Regions from separate parts of the Homo sapiens genome. Here all the other regions are linked to region 1. A link is a contact called in ENCODE Hi-C or POLR2A ChIA-PET data. All regions are on one chromosome and are shown on one strand. Each heading gives the region's core, a stretch centred on a gene start or an enhancer-like site at or near the end of the contact. The rest is flanking DNA. Distances are from core to core; before and after follow the strand shown.

The links. Hi-C counts contacts between places; a loop is a spot of excess contacts on that map. ChIA-PET counts read pairs that join two places held with the same protein, here RNA polymerase II (POLR2A). Pooled maps may share reads with other maps.
Region 2: POLR2A ChIA-PET joins it to region 1 with 18 read pairs in activated T-cell. The contact joins the enhancer-like site here to the promoter of ZNF605 in region 1. A Hi-C loop is called at or near these places in 1 of 50 pooled maps. POLR2A ChIA-PET finds 5 or more read pairs at or near these places in 4 of 52 experiments (Panc1, activated CD8-positive, alpha-beta T cell, activated T-cell and 1 more).
Region 3: a loop to region 1 is called in a map of PC-9, with 17 times the contacts of the local background. The contact joins the promoter of CHFR here to the promoter of ZNF605 in region 1. A Hi-C loop is called at or near these places in 13 of 168 maps with a recorded cell type or tissue (CD8-positive, alpha-beta T cell, PC-9, ascending aorta and 7 more), 22 of 37 single-sample maps with no recorded cell type and 28 of 50 pooled maps. POLR2A ChIA-PET finds 5 or more read pairs at or near these places in 2 of 52 experiments (BJ and GM12878).

Annotation. Positions count from the first base shown.
Region 1 is chr12:132,954,765-132,957,942 of GRCh38, reverse strand. ZNF605 (zinc finger protein 605) reads left to right here and starts at 1,637. Exons shown (of 5, transcript NM_183238.4): 1 at 1,637-1,700. It overlaps LOC124903064 (a long non-coding RNA gene), which reads right to left and starts at 1,394. Exons shown (of 2, transcript XR_007063552.1): 1 at 1,213-1,394. RefSeq lists enhancers at 1,427-1,506, 1,260-2,088, 2,366-2,660, 2,089-2,919 and a silencer at 1,667-2,006.
Region 2 is chr12:132,864,678-132,867,855 of GRCh38, reverse strand. All of the region lies in intron 6 of CHFR (checkpoint with forkhead and ring finger domains), which reads left to right. Among named protein-coding and RNA genes, the nearest start is that of CHFR, 21 kb to the left of the region's middle. Within about 2 kb of position 1,480, at least 3 of the 41 ENCODE cell types and tissues checked have a DNase peak (open chromatin) inside an H3K27ac peak, as active enhancers do.
Region 3 is chr12:132,886,136-132,889,313 of GRCh38, reverse strand. It overlaps CHFR (checkpoint with forkhead and ring finger domains), which reads left to right and starts at 1,709. Exons shown (of 18, transcript NM_001161346.2): 1 at 1,709-1,767; 2 at 1,974-2,118. The coding sequence starts at 1,986. It overlaps CHFR-DT (CHFR divergent transcript), which reads right to left and starts at 1,472. Exons shown (of 2, transcript NR_110919.1): 1 at 1,382-1,472; 2 at 743-1,194. RefSeq lists enhancers at 1-113, 114-916, 1,253-1,662 and a silencer at 1,733-1,852.

The DNA of each region.
Region 1 (3,178 bases), core at 388-2,887:
GTGCAGTGTTGCCATCATAGCTCACTGCAGCCTCAACCTCCCAGGCTCAGGCAATCCTCCTGCCTCAGCCTCCAGTAGTTGGGACTACAGGGACAAGCCACTGCTTTATATATCCATAAATATATTTTATTTCCCTGTAATGTCCTCATCTCATTTATTTTTCCTTTTTTTTTTCTTGAGATGAGGTCTCACTCTGTTGCCAGGCTAGAGTGCAGCGGCATGATGGCTCACCGCAACCCCCGCCTCCCGAGTTCAAGTGATTCTCCTGCCTCAGCCTCCCGAGTAGATGGGATTACAGGCGCCCACCACCACGCCCAGCTAATGTTCTGTATTTTTAGTAGAGACGGGGTTTCACCGTGTTGGCCAGGATGGTCTCAATCTCCTGACCTGGTGATCCGCCCACCTCAGCCTCCCAAAGTGCTGGGATTACAGCCGTGAGCCACCGCGCCCAACCCTATCATCTATTTTCATTCCTTTTGTCAATACTGCTGGATTGGATGTACTAAATGTAAGGTCCTCTGAGCTGGCCGCACCATGGTCAAGCCATCGTGACATTCCCCCACCCTTGTGATAATGTACTTTGTAATATTCCCGGTCCTTGTGAATGTACTTTGTAACATTCCTCTCCGCCCTTGTGACAATACACCCTCCCCGCCCTTGTGAATGTACTTTGTAACATCCTCCCCTGCCCGCAAAAAATTGCTGCTGAGGCCGGGCGCGGTGGCTCACGCCCGTAATCCCAGCACTTTGGGAGGCCGAGGAGGGCGGATCACGAGGTCAGGAGATCAAGACCATCCTGGCTAACACAGTGAAACCCCGTCTCTACTAAAAATACAAAAAAATTAGCCGGGCGTGGTGGCGGGTGCCTGTAGTCCCAGCTACTCAGGAGGATGAGGCAGGAGAATGGCGTGAACCCGGGAGGCGGAGCTTGCAGTGAGCCGAGATCGCGCCACTGCACTCCAGCCTCGGCGACAGAGTGAGACTCTGTCTCAAAAAAAAAAAAAAAAAAAAAAATTGCTGCTGACTCCACCGCCTATCCTATCCCAAAGCTATAAGAACCAATGACAAGCCCACCACCCTCCGCTGACTCCTTTCTCAGACTCAGCCCACTTGCACCCAAGTGAATAAACAGGCGTGTTGCTCACACTTAGCCTGCTCAGGTGGTCTCCTATACGGACGCACGTAACACTAACATTTACCGATATTACTTACAGCTACGATGAAAAATGGAAAAGCAGCCGGACGCAGTGACTCATGCCTGTAATTCCAGCATTTTGGGAGGCTGGGGCAGGAGGATCATTTGAACCCAGGAGTCGGAGACCAGCCTGAGGCTGCAATGAGCGTTCATGGCACCACTGCACTCCCCACTGGGTGACAGAGCGAGACCCTGCCTCCAAAAAAAAAAAAAAAAAAAACAAGGAAAAGATGCAGACGCTTCCTCCTGGAGGCGCCTTTAGGTTCTCTCACAGACATGTTGGGCCAGCAGTGCTGGCTCCATCCTAGATTTCTTCCAGTCCTCCCCAGTTAGCCGCCAAGGGGCTTTTCCAACCGGAAACCTCCAATCCGCGACCCCGGCGGGTGCACCGCCGAGCCCCCCGGGAAGTGTAGTTCCAGCGCGAGCGGGACGCTGGGAAATGTAGTTCTGCGCGTTCACGTCCCCGATCGGGCCGTGTCCGCCGCGGCCCTGCGAGGTCCGAGGGGTAAGGGAGCGTGCAGCGGGGGCGGGACCACGAGGCGGCGGGGCTGGGGGCGGCCTCTGTGTCTGCGCCGGGGATCGCGGTGACCCCGCTGCGGACCGGCTCGCGGTGACCCCAGCGCGAACGAGCTGGCTGCCGGCTGGGGCGAGAAAGGCCTGCGGACCGGCCTGGGCGCATGCGCGGAAGGCGGGCCTCAGGCGGGGGCTCTGGGGGCGCGCGGGGGTGGGAGGCAGAGGGTGGGGTGGGGGCTGTAGGGCGGGCGGCGGCGGGGCGCTGAATGTGGGTGTCGGGGGAGATTTGGGGTCAGCTGGGCGATTCACTGGGGGCCTATGGAGGTCGCTGTAGACTTGGGGTGCAGCACGGGCGGGGCAAGGGGACGCGAGGTTGCCCTTGGCCCCAGGGGAGAGGGGCCCCTGGGAGGCCGTGTGGAGGATTTGTCTGCAGCGATTAGGACTCTGCTGATGAATGATTTGGATGCCTTTGGGTGAGCATTGGAGGCCAGCGGGGTGAATGATGAGGCTTCTGCGGGGGCCTGCGTTGGAGGGCTTAGGGGCTTGCTTGTGTGGGTTCCATTCACTGGAAAGCCTGCCGGCTGTGACAGTGTTGGATTTCACCAGAGCCCTGTGCTCCTGGAAAACAGCGAAGGTTGAGGAATTTCCCACCCTTTTGGGTTCCAGCAAATGGCTCACTGCAAAGATCTCCCGTTCCCTATATGACTTTGGTCAGCCTCCAGGATGCCCCTTGTTCACACAGACCTGCCACGTTGCCGTCGCTTGCCTCATCGGTGACTGGCTGAACTCCACCGAGCGGTCGGAGCAAAATGCTCCTTAAGCAAACTTTAGCTAAGCTTCTTTCCTTTCCCCATTTTCTTGAGCTTTGGCCCATCCCCAGCCTGAGCCAACACGCAGCCTCGCCTGAGAACAGGCTGGCTCAGGGTCAAGCTTTCCCCGCTCTGCTGTCTGGTCGCCCGCACTTCCACCTCGCTTGGCCAGGCCTGGTCTTTGCTAACCTTGTTCACACCTCTCTGTGAAAGAAAAACCCTTTTTGCCTTGCAGAGATGCACGTGAGTCTCGTGGCTTCACGGTTCTTCCCAGAAGCCCGTTCTCCTTCCCCTTCCCAACCCTCTTCCGCGTCTTTTTTTCCCCACTTCCAATAACCCTTTGGAACCGTCTTTCTTTGCTCTGTCCAGTTGTATGTTTTATTTGACAGCTGAATAACAGTGGTTGCTCTTTCAACCCCTGTCTCCAATAGCGGAGGCGAGTATGGGGTGGCCTATGCTGGCGAGTGGCTGGGGTTTGTTTCTGTGCTTGTGTTTGGGGATCTTATGATGGAAGCATTAGGAATGGCGCTGTGTATTTGTGACAAGGGAGTCTGGATGTAAGTTAATGGTGGACCTGTTGCAAGTTGTGAGTGCGTGGACAACGGGGGTCATACTTGGCGTCATTGGAGGGGCCTGCGGGATCGGCATTTGTGCAGAGCCC
Region 2 (3,178 bases), core at 231-2,730, 90 kb after region 1:
TTACAGAGCCCAGGAAAATGGTGTTTCTCCTTGTTTGTTAAGCTCTTCCTGTTCTTCAGTGAAGTCTCACGGCTTTCTTCGTGTCGTCTGGGCTCATTCTTAGTCCTGGAGTGCTTGGCTCTCGCGTTCTTACATTCCATAGCAGTCTGCAGATTCCTATGAACAGAAGAGCCTCTGAATCTCAGATTAGGCTGTGTTTCGATCTGACAGGAAAGCTGGTTCCCTGATAAAAAGTCCAGAAATGCCCGCTCAGCTCAGCTACTCCTGAGGTCACCAGGGCCTTCTGTGCACTCCACGCTGCTGTTTTTGCTCAGGTTTTTGCCTCGAGGTTTCACAGTGGCTGCCAGAGCTCTGAACATCACTGACACATTCATGGCAGGCACCAGGAAGCCTCCGGAGAAGGGACCTTTGCTTTCCATGGATCTGTTGGCTGATCCGCAGCAGCAAGAGCCATGTCTCCCAGAAGACTGCTCCCTCTGTCTCATGAGCCAGCCTGGCTGCTCTGCTACAGGACACTCCTTGTTTTTATGTCTCTCTGTGTATTCCAGTGGGATTTGGGGAAGGAGCGGCATCGGGTGCAGGGACTCAGTGTGCCTTCTTGAAACCAGAAACCTCTCACGCTCTCTGGGCCTGTTTCCACTTCTGTTGATGTGGTTTTTACTCCGTTGTATGCCGTTGCTCTGTCTTCACACGGGCAGCCACACCTCTCCTGTTCGTTGATGTTCTTGAGGCCTTGTTGCATCCGCTCCTTCCTTCTTCAGAGGCTCCTTTGGATGAGCCCAGCTCCTCAGCAGCAGAGTGCTCTTTATTTTCTGTTTTTTTGAGACAGAGTCTTGCTCTGTTGCCCAGGCTGGAGTGCAGTGGCGCAATCTCGGCTCACTGCAACCTCCGCCTCCCGGGTTCAAGTGATTCCCCTGCCTCAGCCTCCTGAGTAGCTGGGGTCACAGGCGCGCACCACCACCACGCCCAGAAAATTTTTGTATTTTTAGTAGAGACGTTGTTGGCCAGGCTGGTCACCAGGAGCAGAGTGTTCTAAAAGCATACCTCAGTCTGATGGATGACATCCCAGCCATCTGAAGAGTAACATCCAGATGTGTTGTAACATTCCAGTGTGTTGTAACATTCCTGTAACATTCCAATGTGTTGTAACATTCTGGTGTGTTGTAACATTCCTGTAACATTCTGGTGTGTTGTAACATTCCGGTGTGTTGTAACATTTGGTGTTACGCGGTGTGTTGTAACTTTCTGGTGTGTTGTAACTTTCTGGTGTGTTGTAACATTCTGGTGTGTTGTAACAATCGCGGTGTGTTGTAACATCCGGTGTGTTGTAACATTCCAGTGTGTTGTAACATTTGGTGTTACATGCTGTGTTGTAACATTCTGGTGTGTTGTAACATTCCCGGTGTGTTGTAACGTTCCAGGGTGTGTTGTAACATTCCGGTGTGGTGTTCCGGTCTGTTGTAACATTCCAACATTCCGGTGTGTTGGTGTGTTGTAACATTCCAGTGTGTTGTAACATTTGGTGTGTTGTAACATTCCGGTGTGTTAACATTCCGGTGTGTTGTCACATTCTGGTGTGTTGTAACATTCTGATGTGATTTCGGGACTCACCTGGGAGGACTTCTCAGGTGCTAATTGGGGACACTAAGTTGCAGGCAAGACTGTGGAGAGTGAGTGCTATGTAGTTTCCACCTGATATTTCTGGAGATAAGAGGAACAGCGGAGACCAAACCCATGACAGACAAGTTTCTACTAGCCTGTCTCCTGTAGACTAAACACAACCCCGGCTTCTCAGAGCCTCTTTGATTTACCTTTGTTTTAACATCATAACCTTAAATTTATGAGTGAAAGAAAATAACACTTCAAGATGAAAGCATCTCAGCACTGGGCACAGTGGCTCACGCCTGTAATCCCAGCACTTTGGGAGGCTAAGGTGGGCAGATCCCTTGAGCCCAGGAGTTCAAGACCAGTTTGGGCAACATGGTGAAACCGTATCTTTACAAAAAATACAATATAAAAAATACAAAAATTAGCCGGGTGTGGTGGTGCATGCCTGTAATCCCAGCTACTTGGAAGGCTGAGGAGGGAGGATTGCCTGAGCCTGGGAGGCAGAGGTTACAATGTGCTGAGATTGCACCACTGCACTCCAGCCTTGGCAACAAAGCCAGAGCCCATCTCAAAAAAAAAAAAAAAAAAAAAAAAGACCTGTAATCCCAGCACTTTGGGAAGCCAAGACAGGCGAATCACTTGAGGTCAGGAGCTTGAGACCTACCTGGCCAACATGGTGAAACCCCGTCTCTACTGAAAATACAAAAATTATCCAGGCATGGTGGCAGGCGCCTGTAGTCCCAGCTACTCAGGAAGCTGAGACAGGAGTTTCACCTGAGAGAGGAGGATCACCTGAGGCTGGGAGGCGGAGGTTGCAGTGAGCCGATACCGCGTCACTGCACTCCAGCCTGGGCGACAGACCAGGTCTCAAAAAAAAAAAGAAAAGAAAACATGCCAGATTTGAATAGCCACCTGAATGCTGAAGTTTTACCAGCTCTCTTGGGCTGTGTACCCTTCATCGTATCTTCCAGGTTCCTTAAAACCTACCCTTGGGCACAGCTGGGATGTGCACTGGCTCTTCACAGCTAGATCCAGCATGCACTGACTCTCCCCGTGCAGGGACAGCCCCAGAGGAATAGAGGTGGCGTTCCGGCCGCTCCAGCGTGGCCCACAGCGTTTCAAGTGCAGCAAGCACAGACAGGACGCGGGGTTACTAGTATTTTGGATTGACTGCAGATTTTGAACTGTCTGCCTAGATGAACTATACCATGTCCCTAGGGCCAAGTCCCATGTGCATTTTGTGGCTACTAGACCCTCTTCAGAAATCAAACACAAAATAGCTCTGGCCTGTAAAGAAAACAAACTTCACCAGTAAAATTGTTTCCTGTTCCTATCCACCAATGTGCATAGCACAGTGTGTAGTCTGGGTAATACGGTTTGCATAATTTTTTGATAATGTTCTACTTAAAAAGGGCAGCGTATTTATATATTACTTATGTAATTAAAAAAAAAATTCTTCTGGCCGGGTGTGGTGGCTTACGCCTGTAATCCCAGCACTTTGGGAGGCCGGGTGGTTGGATCGCCTGAGGTCGGGAGTTCAAGACCAGCCTGGCCAACATGGCAAAACCCC
Region 3 (3,178 bases), core at 460-2,959, 69 kb after region 1:
CAAAGTTTCTATTTTGTTATTTTTTTTTTGACAGGGTCTCTGTTGCCCAGGCTGGATTGCAGTGGCACAGACTGTGGTTTACCGCAGCCTTGTCCTCCCGGGCTCAAGGAATCTGCCCACCTCAGCCTCCTGAATAGCTGGGACTATAGGCATGTGCTGTCATCATGTCCAGCTAAGACGGGGTCTCCCCATGTTGCCCAGGATGGTCTGAATTCCTGGGCTCAAGCGATCCACCCACCTCGGCCTCCCAAAGTGCTAGGATTACAGGCTTGAGCACCACCACTCTGGCCATTCTAATGCAGATGCCGCTCCAGGCAGCAGGCTTCAGAGAGAATAGATGGTAAACTTTTCTTATCAGAGTTAAAAAGGTGCCAGAGTCTTACATTCTCTCCTGGATCAGGAAAAGATGTGGAAAAGGAAGGAGATTCTCTACAAAGTAGATTTCCCCCAGGAGACAGTTTTGCAGGGCTACGTAAAACTATGTTAAATAAATACATGTCAGGGTAAAATACTTCGTTTTCTTCCAGGGCCTGCTATTTGTCATGTGATGTATCTTAATGCTACAGACCGTTTGGTCAGCCTTAAGTTGTCTGTTTTAACGTCGACGCTGGTCAGTTATACCTGAATTCCAAAGGGAGGACAGTATAATGGGACATATCCAAACCCTGCTTCCCATCAGGGACTGAACTGGTTTTTCAGATTAACTTTGGCGTTGAGAGACTCAGTTCATTCAGTTGGTTGGGGAGGCTTACAATTTTATTTTTGGTTTACAAGGTATAGATAACTATGCCTATACCTATATATACAAATGTTTATATATGTATATATGTGTGTATATATGGTTTGTTTTACACAAATGGATGCCTACTTTATTTATTTTGGTAGCGATGAGGTCTCAGGCTAATCTCGAACTCCTGGGCTCGAGATCCTCCTGCCTAGGCCTTCCAAAGCACTTAGATTACAGGCGTAAGTCACTGCGCCCGGTCCTGCTTCACCCTCTTAAAACCGCCCTTGGGGGCTCCTCATGAGTGCAGACATTGGCGCGTTCCTCCAAACCGCACAGACTCCCCCTGCGTGGACGCGTCTCGCCGTCTTTACTCCTCTTTCGCCGACCTTTCACTTTCAGGGAATACCCTCTGGCGCCCTTCTCTGGAGCACACACGTGAACGCCGCCGGATTCCAAGAAGTGAGATACTGAGGCAAAAGTTACGCGCGTTCAGAACAGGAAGACCCCGCAAAACGCCGGCCAAGACGTGGCCCCGCGTCCACCCTGCCCACAAGCAGCCGCTCCCACTCGCGGACCGCGCCCTGTGCCTCAGACTTCGGATCTGTGTGATCCACTGTGTGCAACTGTACCCGAAAGGGTCCCCACGTGCACTACCTCGTGACAACTAAGATGGACCGTCTTCTACTCCTAGGAGTCATCCCCAGATTAGCGGGGCTCTCAGAATCCTTGGGGCTTCCAATCCGGAAGTTCCCCGTCCCTTCTGCCCCAACATAACATGGCGCCGACCGCAGCCACTTCCGTGATCCGCAGGCGACGAAGTCGCCTGGTCAGGATCAAAGATGGCCGAGCGCCCTCCACGCGCCTACTCTCGCGGGCCACTCCCGGCTCCGCTTTAGCTGCCGCTCTTGGTGAGCGCCGCCGCCAGCCAATCGCGGGGCGCAGAGGCCTCTGGCCCCGCCCCGCGGATCAGCTGAGGGAGCCGCAATGTCTCTTGACAGCGGCGGCGGCGCAGCCGGTTCCGGGTTCGGCGCGGGGCGGGGGTAAGCGCGGCTGGCGAGGGGGCTGCGGCGGGCGGCGAAGGGGGACCTGGTTGCGGCCGTGGGAGGGGGCGCCCGCCGGCGTCCAGGCCGGGCTGCGGGGCTGCGTGGGCGCGGGCGGCCGGGCCGGGGCCCGCGGGGTGGGGCGGGCGCCGAGTCTCGGCCTCTGGGGTCGGGAGTCTCCATGGGCGTTTCCGGGGTCTCCGCAGATGTGAATCCCGATGGAGCGGCCCGAGGAAGGCAAGCAGTCGCCGCCGCCGCAGCCCTGGGGACGGCTCCTGCGTCTGGGCGCGGAGGAGGGCGAGCCGCACGTCCTCCTGAGGAAGCGGGAGTGGACCATCGGGCGGAGACGAGGTGCGGGGCTGAGGCCGGGGCCGGGGGCCGGGGCCGGGCAGAGCCACCGGGTTGCGGGCAGGCCACACGGGCGGCGGTGCAGTGTGCGCTCCAGATTTTTCCGTGGAGTGAAATGTCATGTAAGAACTGGTATTTATTCGGTGTTCTGCCCACCGATTCTTGCGCATGATTCACGCACATCATTTAGCCTTCGTTACAACTGTATAAGTTAGTTGTGTTCATATACTCTCCAGAATGCAATATTGTCACGTTCGTTGCCGTACAGAGTATCTTTTCTGACTGTAATGGAACGAAATTAAAAATAATAGAAGGAAAAGTGGAAAATTCACAGATATGTGGACATGAAACACCACACTCTTAAAGCAACCGGTGGGTCAAATAAGTCTTTACAACGGGGACCTTGTTTTGAGACAAATGAAACAAAAATAGAATACACCAAAAGGTATTTAGGATGCAGCCAAGGCAGTACTCAGAGGGAAATTTATAGCTGTAGTGCTTATATTAAAAAAGATCTCAAGTCCCAGCCCCTAGAATATTTATTTATTTAATAAACCTGGAAAGCTAAAAACTTGAACAAAGTCATACAACGGGTGAGAGAAAGTTCCCTCAGCCTCCACATTCACTGCCTCCAGTCTCCCAAGTGACCATCTGGTTGTTTGATTTCCTCTGAAGCCTTTGTATGGGGAGAGAAATGCGCTGGTCCTGTCAACAAAAATGTTTAGTTTGTCTGAAAATTAATGAATTAGCTCCGACATTATACTCTAAAAAGGAGCGAGGATGGGAAATATTTGCTGTTTGGAAGCAATTTTTTTTTTTTTTTTGGTTAATTTCACCCCTTATAATGTGCTTGCACCTGGTTTTTTTTGTTTTTTTGTTTGTTTTTTTGAGATAAGAGTCTTGCTCTGTGGCCCAGACTGGGGTGCAGTGGTGTGATCTCAGCTCACTGCACCCTCTGCCTCCCGGTTCAAGTGATTCTCCCGCCTCAGCCTCGGAGTAGCTGGGACTACAGGCGTGCGCCACCATGCCTGGCTAATTTTTGTATTTTTAGTAGAGATGAGCT